Regions from separate parts of the Homo sapiens genome. Here regions 2 and 3 are each linked to region 1. Evidence: chromatin loops called from intact Hi-C (ENCODE). Cell type or tissue: GM12878. All regions are shown on one strand. Each heading gives the region's core, and the rest is flanking DNA. Links, peaks and the distances in the headings are about the cores only.

What was found. Hi-C counts contacts between places; a loop is a spot of excess contacts. Peaks named below come from ENCODE experiments on the same cell type or tissue, not always from the same donor. Only the 100,000 strongest peaks of a DNase experiment are listed, where the experiment ranks them.
Region 2: a loop joins it to region 1, with 4 times the contacts of the local background. A loop is called at or near these places in 12 of 110 quality-filtered maps.
Region 3: it touches region 1 in a loop (4-fold over the local background); 6 of 110 quality-filtered maps call a loop at or near these places.

The regions. Positions count from the first base shown.
Region 1 is chr11:5,120,848-5,126,850 of GRCh38, reverse strand. It overlaps the pseudogene OR52A4P. Among named protein-coding and RNA genes, the nearest start is that of OR52A5, 15 kb to the left of the region's middle. In GM12878, for the core only: a CTCF peak has its summit at 2,606 (motif pointing left); a DNase peak (open chromatin) is centred at 2,550.
Region 2 is chr11:5,888,258-5,894,260 of GRCh38, reverse strand. The region is part of intron 2 of LOC112268071 (a long non-coding RNA gene); the gene reads left to right. It overlaps OR52E5 (olfactory receptor family 52 subfamily E member 5), which reads right to left and starts at 1,053. Exons shown (of 3, transcript NM_001005166.5): 1 at 991-1,053. In GM12878, for the core only: a CTCF peak has its summit at 2,868 (motif pointing right); a DNase peak (open chromatin) is centred at 2,814.
Region 3 is chr11:5,547,790-5,553,792 of GRCh38, reverse strand. OR52H1 (olfactory receptor family 52 subfamily H member 1) reads left to right here and starts at 5,253. Exons shown (of 2, transcript NM_001005289.5): 1 at 5,253-5,341. It also overlaps the pseudogene OR52H2P. In GM12878, for the core only: no CTCF peak of the experiment used is centred there; a DNase peak (open chromatin) is centred at 3,082.

The sequences.
Region 1 (6,003 bases), core at 1,349-3,848:
CTCTAATGATTAGTGATGAGCATTTTTAATATGCTTGATGGCCCCATGAATATCTTCTTTTGAGAAATATCTGTTCATGTTCTTTGCCTACTTTTTAATGGGGTTGGTAGACCTTTCTTGGATGCATATTTTGCAAATATTTTCTTCTATTCTGTAGCTTGTCTACTTACTCTGTTAATAGTTTTTCTTGCTGTGCAGAAACTTTTTAGTATAGTTATGTCTATTTTTGTTTTTGCTGCAATTGCTTTTGGATCCTTCATCATAAAATCTTTGCCAAGGCCTAGGTCCAGAATAGTATTTCCTAGATTTTCTTCTTGAGTTTTTATAGTTTGAGGTCTTACATTTAAGACTTTAATTAATCTTGAATTGATATTTAAAGGATGTCCTATTCAGTAAATGGTGCTGGGATAACTGGCTAGCCATATGCAATCTTCTGCATCTGTTACAGAAGATTGTATTGGCTAGCCAGTTATCCCAGCACCATTTACTGAATAGGACATCCTTTACCAATTACTCATATTGTCAACTTTGTTAAAGATAAGATGGTTGTAGGCATGCAGCTTAATTTCTGAATTCTCTAACCTGTTCCATTGGTTTATGTGTCTAATTGTGTACCAGTACCATGCTGTTTTAGTTTCTGTAGACTTGGAGTATAGTTTGAAGTCATCTGGTGTGACTCCATGACTTTGTTCTTTTGCTTGCTATTTGTTTGGCTATTCAGTCTCTTTTTGGGTTCCATATAAATTTTAGATTTTTTTTTCTAATTATGTGAAAAATGGCATTGGTAATTTGATAGGAATAACATTGAATCTGTAAATTGCTTTGGGAAATATGGCCATTTCACAACACTGATTCTATCCATGAACATGAAATGTTTTATTATTTGTTTGTGTCATCTCTGATGTCTTTGAGCAGTGTTTTTTAATTCTCATTGTAGAGACCTTTCACCTCCCTTGTTAGCTGTATTATTAGGTATTTTATTCTGTTTGTGGCTATTGTGAATGGAATTGCATTCTTTATTTGGCCCTCATCTTGGATGTTGTTGATGTGTAGAAATTTTACTCATTTTTGTACACTAATTTTGTATTCTGAAATTTTATTTCAGTTGTTTAGCAGTTCTAACAGCCTCTGAGCAGAGACTATGGGGTTTTCTAGGTATAGAATCATATTGCGGGTGAAGAGAGATAGTTTGACTTCCCCTCTTCTTATTTGGATCCCTTTTGTTTCTTGTTTCTTTTTATTGTCGATTGTTCTGGCTGGGACTTCCAGTACTTTGTTGAATAGGAGTGGTGAGAGTGGGCATCCTTGTCTTGTTCCAGTTCTCAAGGGGAATGCTTCCATTTTTTGCCCGTTTAGTGTGACATTGGGTGTAGGTTTGTAATAGGCAGCTTTTATTATTTTGAGGTATGTGCCTTTAATGCCTAGTTTGTTGAGGACTTTTAACATGAAGGGATGTTGAATTTTACGAAAAGCTTTTCTGTACCTATTGAGATAATCATGTGGTTTTGTTTATAGGTCTGTCTATGTGATGAATTACATTTATTGTTATATGTATGTTGAACCAATCTTGCATCCCAGGAATAAAACCTACTTGATCTTGGTGGATTAGCTTTTTGATGTGCTGCTGGATTTTGCTTGTAGTATTTTGTTGAGGATTTTTGACTCTATGTTCATCAGAGATATTGGCCTAAAGATTTCTTTTTTCCTTGTGTCTCTCCCAGGTTTTGGTATCAGAACAAATCTGGCCTCACAGAATGAGTTAGGGATTAGTCCCTCCTCCTCAACTTTTTGGAATCATTTTAGTAGGATGAGTACTAGCTCTTTTTTTATACTTCTTTGTAGAATTTGGCTGTTTATCTGGTCCAGGGCTTTTACTGGTCGGTAGGTTTTTTTATTAGTGATTCAATTTTGGAACTTGTTATTGGTCTGCTTAAAATTTCAATTTCTTCCTGGCTCAATATTGAGAGGTTGTATGTTTCCAGGAATTAGTCCATTTCGTTTAGGTTCTCTAGTTTGTGTTGTTCTGCATTAATTAATTTTAAATAAGGAAAAACTAAAAGCCAAAACATATATGCATTTTAAATTAAACTCTGTATTAAAGATATTTAAGAGTAGGGAACTTCTTGGGATCAAGAGATTGTTAAAAAAAAAAGCTTGTGATTTACTTTTCTAGGAAGGACTGCTCTAATTTTCTGTCTCTTAAAATAGGACAAAAATCATCTGTGCATAATTGATTTTCCTCCCTTTCTCTTAGCAAGTCTTACTTCTTACAGGCATTACTGTACTCTCAACCCTGTTCTGCCTACCACTTCCAAACACACTTCTTTCTTGGATCACTGAAATGCCTTCTGGAAATCCTTTGATGGTCAAGAGTAAATACAAGGTACAATATTTGTTTTGTTTTCGATTCCCTTTCCTTACCAAGCATACAGTAACGCTGTCCAATTTGTTCAGAGATGAAATGGAGTCTCAATTGATGCATTGCCTTATTTTAGTGTCCTTTTTCTTTGTCAAATAAGTGAGAACGAGATAAACCCTATCTCTGGGGCTCTGAGAGACAGGGATGTGTTTTACTAACAGAAGATGCTTCAACACTGCCATCTCCTGGCCATACTAGATATGCCAGGCCCCCAGGGAATTGAGCAAGCCGCTAACCCTTAGAAATGGCTGGCTTTAAACTTCCATCTTTGCCCTAGGGAAAAAATATCTCTCAGGATTTGAGAAAGGCTAATAAAACTTTGGTAATCAGGGAAAATTATGTTACAAACCACAAATATTACATAGCTGGGACCAGCAGAGAGCAACCTTCCTCTGTGCCAGTCACTTGTCACTGTTGCTCCTGGATATTGAGTAAGTTATAGTTAGGAATGTGTACAGCTCAAGTGGAGGTGAAACAGTACATCCTGAAGTACAAGTACAAGTGCAGCTAATGAATGTAGACTCCAGAAAAAATCCAAATCATAAACATGAAGAGTATATTTTTGTTAGGGTCTCACTTTGAAATTCTATGAACTACAATTAAAGAACAATAATGATAAGTTGAAGAATCTACTTTGGAAGATTGAGATGTTAAGGGCAGTTAGGAGCCTGCTATTGGAGAAGTAATTTAGACCTGCAGATGTTTTACTTGAAAGAGAGAAGGATCATGAGTGTGTAGGGAAGTTGAAACTATCCCTCTGAAGGTTGAAGTCTACGTCTGTTAAAATGAATCGACAAAAGACAAATTAACAGGAAAAAGACATAGAATTTTATTAACATGCATAAGCATGGAGAACTCCAAGGAGAATGATTACCTGATAACTCAATTAAGCACAGATGCTTATATATCCTTCTTTATAGGGGAGGGGAGAGATTGAATGGGACCTGAGAAGAGACAATAGTTTGAGATGAAGTTCATCTGGGCTCCAGGTGTGGTGTTTAATTTTCAGTGTCTTCCTCTGTAATATGAGTTTTAATCTTCTCTGGTTAATGGAATTTCAGGGAAGGGATTGAAGGCAATTGTGTTCCTCTTTAGGGGTCTAGCGTCTAGGTAGATAAGGGAACTTCAGAGAATAACCTCATCCCATGCTTTGGGAAAGACAAAGAAGTGAAAGACAGGAAGGGCTGGGGGATGTCAGAGAAACCTTGCGGTTGCTTCTTTAGTTCAGAATGTTAAAGTGCTATATTTAGGGATATTGGTTTTCTGGGCTCTAACAATGTAATGATCTCCAAAACATTCCAGAGTTTAAATCTGTGGTTATCATGGTGACTAGGGGCCAGGGAAGAACACAGAATAATATTTGGATGTGATGACTTGAGTTATGGAGAAATATTAGAAATGCTTAGCACACCACTTATAAAATTTATGGATCACCTTGATTTAGACCTAGACAACTAATCACTTGCATAACCTCTCTGCTCTCACTTAAAAAAAAATCATTGATGCATAATATCATGTTACCAGCCCTGCAACTGAACCATAGTTATTTGCCAGTGTATCGTTACTGGAAATTGTTAAGTGTCCCAGCCACAGCCATTATATTGCAATCAGAATTTTGTTTTGGATGTTTCTCTATTTCTGCTGCTTCCCAAGGCACTTCCACCTCAACATGTTTGTCAATTATTTCCCATTGAATTTCTTGGAGAATTTTCAAATAGTCTCATCCCATCATATTTTTCGTATGTCAACTTTTCCAGAAGATAAAAAAAAAAAATAGAGCTTTCGACTTTCCTTCAGCAGTAAGTAGCCTGATTTCTTTTTTTTTTATTATTATTATACTTTAAGTTTTAGGGTACATGTACACAACGTGCAGGTTAGTTACATATGTATACATGTGCCATGTTGGTGAGCTGCACCCATTAACTTGTCATTTAACATTAGGTATATCTCCTAATGGTATCCCTCCCCCCGGCCCCCACCCCACAACAGGCCCAATGAGAACACATGGACACAGGAAGGGGAACATCACACACCAGGGCCTGATTTCTATGTAAGGGTTATATCTGTTCACACTGCCTCCATATGGAGATTCAGGCTTCCAAACTCGTTAACTAAACCTCACCTCTAACTAATTCAACATCTTCTTCATGGTTCCCCTGACGATACAACCTGAGGTTCCTCTTCTCCTAAACCAGGTACTCTAAAATTTCCTTAATTTTAAATTTATATATAAATAGTTTAAATATGTCTTTACCCTCCAATGTGTGGAAAAAGTCCTGGTGTGAGAGGTTTAGGGTGCTTATATGAACTACAGAGTTTTTGTATACGGTTGTCTCCTGTATCAGAATTGCTATGGTAATACACCAAAATTATGTGACTGTCATTGTCTACTGAATGGAGTCTGAGTCTTGCAGCAGTGTCATATTTGAACACTTGGGGCTAAAGCTAGAATAAATGTTTTTATTTCTCTGTCTAAAATATAATTCCAAATATAAATATTTGTATTCCTGCTTTCCATGAACAGGTTAGAAGAGGAAAGAGAAAATGGAGTTGGGGAACAAGGAAAGCACCACTAAGCAGGTTGATCATATTGGCCTCTTCTCAGAAATGATGTCCAAAAGTCTTCACTGAGTGTGGCCGGATGATTTTGCTAAAGTGTAAACTGGTGAACCTTTCTATGGGTCTTTATATTGGCATTTTTTCATTCATTAAAAAAAAGATAAGTAAGTTGATGGAGTTGGTTCTCCTAATTCTGCTATTCAATAACTTTGTGATTGGATAAGCATAAAATATATAAAAGTACAGAGAATCACAGCTTGGCAAACTTTCTCCCCTTTCTAAGAAGACCCCTGAATGGCCCTGCCTATTACAAATGGTACCTTGTTCATGCCTTTTGTGCTGACATTTATTGGGATCCCCGGTTTTGAATCTGTACAATGCTGGATTGGGATTCCATTCTGTGCTACGTATGTCATTGCTCTGATTGGAAATTCTCTACTTTTGATCATCATCAAATCTGAGCCAAGCCTCCATGAACCCATGTATATCTTCCTGGCCACGTTAGGAGCCACAGACATTTCACTTAGCACCAGCATTGTGCCCAAGATGCTTGATATTTTTTGGTTCCATTTGCCAGAGATATATTTTGATGCTTGCCTCTTTCAGATGTGGCTCATCCACACATTTCAAGGCATTGAATCAGGAGTCCTGCTAGCCATGGCTCTGGACCGCTGTGTAGCGATCTGTTATCCTCTGAGGCGTGCTATAGTATTCACTCGACAGCTAGTCACTTATATTGTAGTTGGAGTGACATTGCGGCCTGCCATTCTGGTAATTCCATGCCTATTGCTTATAAAATGCCATCTGAAACTCTACCGAACCAAGTTAATATACCACACTTACTGTGAACGCGTGGCCCTTGTGAAGCTTGCCACTGAAGATGTTTACATTAATAAGGTCTATGGTATCCTTGGAGCATTTATTGTTGGTGGGCTTGACTTCATTTTCATCACCCTCTCCTATATTCAGATATTTATCACTGTCTTTCACTTGCCTCTGAAAGAGGCACGACTTAAGGTATTTAA
Region 2 (6,003 bases), core at 1,837-4,336, 770 kb before region 1:
TGTTAAAAAGCCCTCCAGGTGATTCTGATGCTTATTCCAATTTGAGAACCACTGGCGAATATCTACCACTAGGTTATAATTTCTTTGAAGGCAAAACTAGTGTCATATTTATCTCCATGATAACATGATTTTTTTAATGCCAGGATCCACAAATGGCTATTGAAAGTTGAGTGCAAATAATAATCTTCCCTATTGTTATATATAGTATTTTAGATTGAATTCCTAAAAACATATCTGAGATAGAGAATGGCGGGCAGAAAGATTTTTGAGAAAGGCTCTGGGAAAATATGCTTATAAAGAAGCCAGGAAGGTAGGATTGGATCAGAAGACAAACTTCTTTATCATGTAGTTACATCTGAAGCCTCAAATGATACGATATGAAGCTCTGGAGATGGTTTGATCTCTCTAAGTTGTCCCACACACACAAAAAAAGTAAGCCTTTTTTATTTTTTTTGTATTTCTATATTATCTAGTTGTTGGCAATGGGCCACACTGTGTGATGCGACATGACCTCAGATGAGGCAGTTCCTTGGATCTGAGGGCAATTCCAGGGACGGGTGAAAATTTGAGGTTTCAGCATCTGAGATTCCTAACAACTAGTCATAGGTGCATAGGTCTTGAAAAGCAGACCACACAGCTATAACCAGGGAATGATCTGTTAACATCCTTCTCATCTTCATGAAATGCTCTTTTTTTTTTAATTTTAAAACACTTATCCTTCTCTTTTCCTTTAACTCTCAGAATGCTCTTTGAAGTTTGTTTACTGCTTTTCTTCCTTTATCATGTCCTTAAGTAATAGTCTGTTCTTGACTACAGCTATGAATTTGGGTTTTTCTTAACTACTATCTCTTTCTCTTGCTACTTCCTTAGAAGATGGCCCTATCTACAGAGACTCTGGCCGAGTCACTGGAGCTCCATCATCCCACAAATCACTTTAGTTACTGTCATTGAGGACCCTCTTTCAGCATAACCAGGAGCTGACTCACCTACCTCTGCCCCGCATCTGAGAAATTGTCTGTGAAGGACCGGATACCCCAGACTGCAACCTGTATGCGACATAGTTCTTACTATTCAGAGCCAAGGAGTTATATGAGAATTCTTGTCCCCTGGGAAGGGCTTCCCTAAAGTGTGGGCTGTGTCACTGGACCTGGAGAGAAAACAGAAAATTTCCCTACTCCTGAGGATAGGGCTCTAGGTTATCTTGTCAGAGATACCTTCTGCTTGCTGATGATCTGTGCATCCTCTAGTGGGTACATTCCCTGCACAGGTCCCAGGGGTCTATTCAGTTAGAGGCATAATGACCTCACACTTACACCTTAAATCTGACTGTGGTATCAGGTGATTAGTTACTCTTGACAGAGAGGCAAGAAAAGAGCCCTGTAAGAAGGAACCCAGCATCGCCTTAAAGTCATCTCTGAAATATATGTACATTAATAAATGGCAGAGATAGAATTCTAACTTCAGTTTCCAATTCATGAGATATATCTGTTACAAGAATTACATTCCATGATTTTTGTGAGTGTGTAATGCATCTAACACGATACATAATATTAATAGAAATATCAAAATGAATATATATATATACAGAAAGAAAAGCAGTTTAACCTACAGATTAAGAACATGATCTTTTGATTCTCTTATTCTGTGATCTTGTTCAATTACATTTGCCATTCTAAGTCTTGGTTTTCTCAAATGGAAAATGAGAAAAAATTATATCAATATTGTAACAGTATAATAAGGTAATGTCTGGAAGGTGCTCAACACTTACTTGTTAGAAATTAATTAATACATTAACACTGGCTATGCATTTTCACAAATCTTTTACAACATTATCTCTGAAGTTAACACTTTGGAGTTAGGCAACATAAATTTAAATATTTTTTTCTTAGATTCTGTAGCTGGGAAAACATTTCTTAACCTCTATCAGCTTCTTGTTCCTTCTTATAGATTCACAAGGCTGACGGAAATGACAAAACACATTTCACACTTTTTTTTTCAGAGTAAGTGAGATCATGCATTTGACTAGAACAGCAGAGTGTTTGACAATATATCTAAATATTATTAAATGGACATTATTTCTATTCCTTATTTGAAGTAGAATTTTTGGTGTTCAATAACATAAATAAATATTCAGTAGAAAAAGTTATTTACCTTTTTAGTTCATTAGATTGTTCATTTAAATGACTGTCATTTATTTGTTCAGGAAATGTATTTATTGGTACACATGGACATAAAGATGGGAACAGCAGACACTGGGGACTACTAAAGGTGGGAGAGAGGCCGAGGACAAGGGTTGAAAAACTACTTATAGGGTAATATGCTTACCACCTGCGTATATTAGTTCATTTTCACGTTGCTATAAGTAAATATCTGAGGCTGGGTCATTTATAAAGAAAAGAGATTTAATTGACTTACAGTTCCACATGGCTGGGAAGGCCTCAGTAAACTTAACAGTCATGGCGGAAGGGGAAGAGGCACATCTTACAGGGCAGCAGGTGAGAGAGAAAGAGAATGCCCGTGCAGGGGGAGCTGTCAAACACTTAAAAAAACATCAGATCTCATGATAACTCACTATCATGAGAACAGCATGGGGGAAACCAACCCTGCAATCCAATCACCTCCCAACAGGTCCCAACCCTAATGTGGGGATTATGCGGACAATTCAAGATGAGATTTGGGTGGGAACACAGAGCCTAACCATATCAGTGGGTGATGGGATCATTCATACCCCAAACTTCAGAATCACACAATCTACCCATGTCACAAACCCACACATGTAGCCCCTAAATCTAAGAGTTGAAATTACAAAATAAATAAATAAATTTTACAAAAAAGTATTTATTTTTACCACTAGATGTCAGTCATGCTCATCCTACAAGCCAATGTTCCTTGATTCAACCTTCTTTTATTGAGCTCCTGATATGAATTAGACAACATAATAATTAGATGCTCATTAAATACAGGCTAAATCAGCAAGTGCCATTTGAGCATTATGTATACGTGAAAGTCAAATCAGCTACATTTCTTGAACATGAGCTATTGTGCTAACTAAGTTTTCAAGATATTTTTGTTATATCTCTATTTGTATACCTCTGAGTTCAAAATCATTTCTTCAGGGAGCTTTGATTTCTTTTACAATAAAAGAATGTAAAGGATGAAAAGTTAGTGACTTTTCTTGATTATTTCTAATGTTTCCTATAAAATTGGATATATCTTACTATGCATTATCATATTGATCTTTTTGAATTACAATATTAATTAAAGCTTTGGAAAGCCCAAAGTTTTCCTTAATACCCATGAATCTTATAAACCACATAGAAGAATACCCCTAGCATATAAAATGTTCTTTCATTTTACTTTTGGCCTTACAGAGAGAATACTCTAAAATTATGAGAAAACTAAGAATATGCCTGGTGATTATTCCATTACTTTTTTATTCTCATTTCAATTCTCAGTGCAAACATACTAGATTATATTTCACAGTATATTAGTCCAAATGATTTTTTATCAGCATTATAATTCTTGGGCTGTCTAAAAGAATACAAAAAAATTCAAAATGATTCTAAGAGGATTCTGAGAACAAAAAGGAGAGTATCTAATGCTACAAATAAATAAATACTGAAATAAATAGCACACAATAGTAATTGAAAGGAGAATATATAAAAATATTGGCCGCCTCATGTTTGTTCAGAATTTTCCTCCAGCCCTTTGTTTATGTGGGCCAATGTGCTGGAGATCTCCTTTCGGCCTCTCTAGGTCCATTCTATACTCTGTGTCCTAAGAGATTCATGACTATGTACTGTATCAATAGCCTCTTTTGTCCCATAGAATCTGCTTGGGTTCAGAAAATAGGAAGCACCAGCAGGTGAGGGGGAAGTGAGTGAGGTCGAGATATTTATTCTGGTTCCCACCTGCTCCTTCATTGCAGGTGACCTGCAGGTCACCACGGGCTCTGTGAGTACCTCCAAATAAATTGCAACTTCTATCTGCAATGCTCTCTGGGCCTCCAGATGCCAGGAACTCCTTCTCCTCTTTGGACCCCAGAGTAAACATTCCCACACTTACTATCCTTATAGTCTCTTGTGGAATTTCTAAACTGTGCCTATATATTTGTCTTAGTTTAAGGGGTCAGCTTGAGTTTGCTAACTATGCTTTCTAGAACCTTCACTAATATTGCCAATAAGCAGCCTTAGATTTTCCTGTAGATTCTTCTATTTAAACTTACTTTTATCACATGTAATAATATACAATACATAATATATGATATTATATATAGATGCTCCTTAACTTACAATGGGGTTATGCTGCAATAAACCCATGATAATTTGAAAATATTTTATGGCTGAATAGTACTCCGTTGTATATATGTACCACATTTTCTTTATCCATTCATCTGTTGATGGACATTTAGGTTGCTTCCAAATCTTAGCTATTGTAAACAGTGCTGCAACAAACACTGGAGTGCTGATATCTCTTCTATATATTGATTTTCTTCCTTTTGTTTGTATACCCAGCAGTGGGATTGCTGGATTATGATGTGGTTATTACACATTTCATGCTTGTATCAAAACATCTCATGTACTCCATAAATATATGCACTTACTGTGTATCCATAAAAATTAAAAAAGAAACAAATCCATTGAAAATATTGTTCAATATTTTGAAGGCATTATTCTTGAGCAGGACAATGGATAATGCAGCATCCAAAGTAATGATGCAATTAGCATGAAATAAATGGAATTTGGAAATGCAAGAGGTAAGAAGATCTAGATTGTCTTCAAGAGACATGACATTGTTAGTAATAACAATGGTATTACAGACACCTTACCAGGGGTTGATCTTGGCTTTATTCCATTGTAAGTCAAGGAAAGTACTGAATGCATATACTCAAACTATTCTAAAGTCAAAAAATTGTCCAATTAAAACATTGTAAATCAAGGATCATCTGTATATTTATAAATATCCATGTGTATATAGAAACATGTATAAGTATAGGTAAAATTTACTGCTCTTATTGTTTATTTTGAAATAGGTAGTTTTATCTTTGGATTCTAATTTCTTAAGACTTTTGAACTACATTCAAATATATCTCAAAGTAGCTAATTTTGTAGTTGTTGGAAAAGAATAATAGATACTTCACAAGCGAATATTTTAAAATGGCCCATAAGAGCTAAAAATATACTTGACATCATTATTAGTTATTAGAGAAATAAAAATTAAAACTGCAATGGGATAATGCTTTTTACTCACTAGAGTAGCTAAATTCAAATGACTGACAACACCAAATGTTGGTGGGAATGTCGAGCAATTGGGATTTTCATATTTTGTTGGTAGAAGTGTAAAATGGTGAAATCACTTTGGAAAACTGTTGAGAATTTTCTTCAAATTTGGCACCAGAAAAATGGAAAAGTCTGCAGGCATCTGGAATTTTAAAAAGGTTTTTTTGGGAAACCAGGATAATATAGCAAGGCTCTGACTGATATAGGAGTTATGGATCAATAAACCAATTGAATGGAGCAATGTTGGAACATATTCAAGAAGATACTGTATCTGAATTGAACTTCATGGAAGTTTATTTTCAGTTACACTGAATTATGTCTGTTCCCAAAGTGCTGGTGGGTAACATAAAGTTAGAGATAAACAGCATTAATATTCTCACACTTACTATCCCATAAGAGTCTATGAGCTAGGCTGGTTTCCATATTCTGTAGAATACCGTGTGATGCATAAAGGGTTCCTAAGGAGAAGGATTGCTTGACGGGGTGAGCAAGGTTTATGGAAAATGGCATAGTCTTCGAATATTCAATACCAGTAGAATATAATTAACTCTGGCATTGATGTCTTTTTTTAATGAAAATAAGTAATTCAAGACCAAAGCTGTTGAAACTTTAAATTATTTTGAGCCTTAAAAGAATGTGATTATAGGACTTGAGTCACTAACAGATAGCTGTAACCTAGGAAGTTGTAGTATTTGTTTGCCTGATTATAAATTAGCCTTTTTCC
Region 3 (6,003 bases), core at 1,837-4,336, 430 kb before region 1:
TGATTCCCAGCACTACCATTTCCTTCTTGTGTGACTTTTGACAAATCACTTTTCTCTGCATCCTTAAAATGTGGATAATATTATTACCTGTCTCATAGAATTGTTAAGAAAATTACAAAAGTGGTCTCATGTAGTATATTAAAGGTTTTCAAAAAATATTAGCTTCTGTTATAAAGTTTATTTGCTTTTAGCTTGACCTAGGATTTAGAATATATAAATTGTATTTTTCTTCCACTAGAGGTCCTCTCTGTATTTGTAAAAAGCACACAAACCAATTTTCTCTGATTCTTAAACAAGATTTCCTCATTAATTCCTAAGGGTGGACTGAGATTGAGCCTCATACCCTTTCTCATTTCATTCATATAGGAGGCATCAAACATCACAATCTCAGAGAACATTCTGGTCTACAAGCCTTAAGTCTCTCTATGTAGTGTCTGAGATATCAGAACAGTCGTTGAAATTGGGGTAGGGTCAGTGTTGGGACAAATTACAGTTCCAGTGATCCGTTTCTTTACATCCTTTGCTACACGTCCACGCCTCTTCTGAATTCTTGGCATCTCACAGTGAGTTGAAGCAGTTACCTGGTGTAACAGCAACATGAAAGAGTAGTGGCTGTGGAATCTAATGACCTTGGCTCTGCTAGTTACTAAAGGTGAGATGTTAGGTAAGATTATGTCTCAGTTTCAGTTTCTGTAAAAAAAAAAAAAAATGAGGTGGATAAAAATACGTATCTCAGAAGGTTTTTCTAAATAAGATAATATTTTTCAAGAAACTGGCATGTACTAGGAGTCAGTAATTGTTAATTATCTCATTTTCCCAACTGTGACCCAGTATTTTTCAGTTTCTTTCTATCCCTGCATGTAGTTAGACTACTTTTCTCTATACTCATATTTATATAGCAGCAACTTACATTGACCCAGGGAGAACTCAGTCATTAAAATGGGAACAGCAGTTTATGCAGTTTGAAGAAGATTCTAGAGTAACTGGATGATTAGTATCAGAAGTATTGGGTCTGAGAGTCTTTCTTCAAGTGATGAACATTGCTGTTAATATCAATGAGAGGTTTTTTCTTGGAATATAGGAAAGAGGCGGACCAGCCCCTAGGAAGCAGTGGAGGAAGAATTACCATACAATTTCCTCATGTTCATTATAAGCAATTTGTTTTTAGGACACAGAAGCTATTGATCTTAAAGGCCATGTACAACATGAGTGACCATGGTACAGGCCTGTTCATCCTTTTGGGTATCCCTGGACTTGAGCAGTACCACGTCTGGATCAGCATCCCATTCTGCTTAATCTATCTCATGGCTGTCGTGGCCAATAGTATCCTTCTCTACCTCATTGTGGTAGAGCACAGTCTTCATGCACCCATGTTCTTTTTCCTTTCCATGCTGGCCATTACTGATCTCATATTGTCCACCACATGTGTCCCCAAAACACTTAGCATCTTCTGGTTTGGTCCCCAAACAGTTTCCCTGGCTGTCTCACCCAATTATTCTTTCTGCACTATAGCTTTGTGTTGGACTCAGCTATACTGCTGGCCATGGCATTTGACCGCTATATGGCCATTTGCTCACCCTTGAGATACACTACTATTCTGACTCCCAAAACCATTGTCAAAATTGCTGTGGGAATATGTTTCCGAAGTTTCTGTGTTTTTGTCCCATGTGTTTTCCTTGTGAATCGTTTACCCTTCTGCAGGACACATATCATTTCTCACACATACTGTGAGCACATAGGTGTTGCCCAGCTTGCCTGTGCTGATATCTCCATCAATATCTGGTGTGGATTTTGTGTTCCCATCATGACGGTGATGACAGACGTGATCCTCATTGCTGTCTCCTACACCCTCATCCTCTGTGCTGTCTTTTGCCTCCCCTCCCAAGATGCCCGTCAGAAGGCCCTTTGCTCCTGTGGTTCCCATGTCTGTGTTATCCTCATATTCTATATACCAGCATTCTTCTCCATTCTTGCCCATTGCTTTGGGCATAATGTCCCTCATACCTTTCATATTATGTTTGCCAACCTTTATGTAATCATTCCACCTGCTCTCAACTCTATTGTCTACAGAATAAAGACCAAGCAAATCCAGAACAGAATCCTTTTGCTCTTTCCCAAGGGGTCCCAGTGATAGGTGCCTGAGCTCTTGGAGGTAGGGACAAGTTCCTAGTGTGTGTTAGGTCAAAGACTGAACCTGTGTTCAGACACCCAAGAGAAAGGACAGACTAAAATTTATTAACGAAAACTTGAGTTTTGCTTTCTTTGTGATTTGAGGCAGAAGTCTACTCAATCATTTCAGTTATAGCAAAGTAAGTTCTGAGTCTAGGAAATAATAAATATTTTTTGACTTCTAGAAACAAGAACTTTTGTAATTCCTTATGATTGCTCTAAAGTGATTATAAAACTTTTAATGAAGACAATGTAATGATTGGCAAATCTGAATGGTTTTTCAGATTTATTTATCATGGTAGTTTATTTATACATCATAGCAAGGCAGGAAAATTACCTCTTTGATGACTCTGCAGGGTTCTGGGTTTTTACTTTGTTCACTCCTATTAATTTCTAAACAACATCAAGTATAATACCTAGCACACACTAGGGACATAGGCAACATTTATCAAATAAATAAATGGCAAATAATCATAAAATTATTAATTTAAGAGTGCAGGTGTTTATATTAAGCAAAGGGATAAGGCAATGATAAAACTCAATGTTTAACTCAACCTTGAGAAAGCCAAATGAGTTGTGGGTGGGTGGAGTTTTCCACAAGGAATAAAAGGAGGAAGGCAAATTCCTATGGCTAGTAAAATGGTAAAGCACGTACAGACTAAGAAGTGGGTTTAAGACTTGACCAATTGGAAGCATTGGTGGTCTCAATTTTTTTCATGTTTGTATCTCCATAGAGATGTAGTCACAAGCCAAAAATGTACCTCTGTATGATTCATTGTCTCTTCAAATCCAGTATGCATAACTTGGTCATAGTGAGTCATTCAGTCACTTGGTCAGTAATACTTATTTTTAGGTGTCTGCCAGGCAGCAATGATAATCAATGTCTTATTTCCCTTTCAAATCTGATACGTCCTCAAAACCTGTGGTTTTTTTCTAAATAACCTCTTGGATTCCCCGGCTGAGTGCAGGCACCCTCCTCCCCTACCCCAGTAGTTCAAACCCTCACTGCTTTCACTTGACTCAAAATATCAGAGTTGTTCATGGTCTCTTTACCTTGAGACTACTTTCCCATCCCCGTGCTACTACCCTTTTCACATGTCATTGAATTTTTATTTCTACAATGGCTCTCAACATATAGTTTTAATAGAAAAGAATGTCCTTTGGACTCGGAGAATTGTGTTTGAATTTATAGTCTATCTCTTAACATGTGACAATAGCTACATGCATTGTTTCCAAAATTACTTGATGTATTTTGCATACCATAAATAAAAATATAGTCAGGTCCCACTTAACAATGAGGATAGAGTCTCATAAATGTGTTGTTAGATGATTTTATTATTGTGCAAATATCATAGAGTGTACTTACACAAACCTGTGTGATACAGCCTTGGCTCTCTATTATATTCTATAGCTCCTAGGCTACAAAACTGTACATCATGTTACTATACCGAATATTGTAGGGAAGTATAATATAATGGTATTTGTGCATCTAAACATGTCTAAACATAGACAAGGTACTCTAAAATATGGTATTGTAATCTTATGGGACAATTGTTCAGAAACATTGTTATGTGGCATATTACAAAGTATAAATAGAAAAGGCAAAAAGAAAAGTAGAAAGATTTTTAAAAATTAAGACAAAAAATAGGCCGAAAATACACTTTCCACCTGCTATGAATTTTTGTTCTCTTATTATATGTGGGTCAGAAATTGAGCTGTAAGCTTTCTAACAGTCTATGTGAGAGTTAAACATGATTAGCTACATAATTCATGATGGCTATAAGTTACAGACAGTTAATTGTTAGAGAAGCAAAACTACTTCTTATATGAAGAATGGAGAAATATCTTTAGAAAGCTCTTAAAGAATAGGCAGTAAGTGATGCAATTAATCACATTCTTACAGAATACACAAGTTCATGTGACTCTTCAGTCCCTTATCCTAGTATAGAGAGGTGAAGCAACCTCAATTTTTATTCAGCGAAAGGTAAAAATTCTGTTGGGAGCCAATACAATACTAATCTCATTAGTTCTGGTTTATTCCAGATATTCTAGAACATTCAGAGTACTGAGTGGACTCCTGGCAATCTTTATTAATTAACACATTCAACAATATTTAGCAAACGTTTGACAAACATTGACAAAAACTGACTTGGCTTTCAGAATTGTTGGGTAAAAGCCTCTTAGGTAAAAATTGATATCTGGACTTGCAGAAATTCCTGACAGTACCAGCTGGTAGACCTAACAGTTTCTCCATAAGAATATATTTTATTTGCTCATATTGTTTTTACCAATAAAAATGTTTAATGAAGTTTAATGTTTTAAAAATTATAAGTGGGAGATAAGCTATAGGTATGCAAGGGCACACATAGTAGTATAATGGACATTGGAGACCCAGAAGAGGAGAAGCTAGGAGAGGGGTGAGGGATGAAACATCACCTATTGAGTACAATCTACGCAATATGGGTGACAGGTACGCTAGAAACCCAGACTTCAACCTTATACAATTCACCCATGTAATCAAAAAACACTTGTACCCCTAAAGCCACTGGAATTTTTAAAAGATAATATTAGAATTATTTCATGTGGGCCATATAATTTTCATCTTAACAGGTGCCCTAGGTTATTCCTTTACACCATAAGTTTGCCGATATGTTAAGCATTTTCACTAGCAGTATCCTATTAATTTGTCAATCCTTATAAAATCTTGAGAGACAGGTACTAATATGACCACCTTTTAATGGAAATTAAGTAACTCATCCAAAGTCCTTTATCTGGTAAGTGAGGGCATGAACTTGAAACCTGGGTGATATGATAGGCACATACACACAGCTTTCCACCCACATACACATCAGCTTACAAATAAATAAATAAATAAAGCACTCTAAGGCAGTGTTAACTCAAAGGCATGAACAAGGTTAATAGAATCTTTTTCATCTTCTTCCCTTGAGGGTGAGAAGAGGGCATGTCAGAGTCTCTAATCCCCTAACTACCTACCTTTTCCCCACAAGGAGCAGTGAGTGATCAGAGAAAATAAATGGACAGGGAATCAACCTCTCTAACGTCCTTCCTTTTCCTTCCACTCATGTTTTTTTTTGGTTGGTGTGTCTGCTGTCTTGTAGATTTTGTCAACACACTCTTTCTTCTTTCCCTTTGGCCTGATCCCCAAGATTTGGTGAGTATTGGCTGTTTGAAGGGGTTTGATTGGGACAAGACTTAGAGAAAGTGAGTGAAAAGCCAGGGCTCTATTTCTTAGGGACCATGGGCTGGGCACTATAATTTTCTTTCCTGAGCAACTCCCATTTATAAACTGAGGTCCTGATCTCCAGTACTTGTGTATATGCTCCACTGAGTTAAGCATCAAAAGATCAGAACAGATGGACAATTACACAGCTGCGTTAAGTATGACCACAGTTAGCAGTGTTAGGAAATTTCTGTTTCAGACATGTGACAAGAGTCCATAACTCTAACTTAAAATGTAGAATTAAGTGTGCTGGTATGTGTGTATGCCCAGGGGTGCTCCTGTTAATTTTTATCCATCTTGCAATTTCTGTTCTCTTTTCCACTGCATGGTCTGGTTGTTAATGATAATACTAATGATATAAAATATAACCTAATATAAAGAAGTAAAACTTGTTACATGCTTACTATGTTTCAGGTACTATATTAAAGAATATTTTTCGGCTGGGCGTGGTGGCTCACGCCTATAATCCCAGCACTTTGGGAGGCTGAGGCAGGTGGATCACAAGGTCAGGAGTTCAAGACCAGCCTGGCCAACATAGTGAAACCCGTCTCTACTAAAAATACAAAGAAATTAGCCAGGCATAGTGGCGGGCA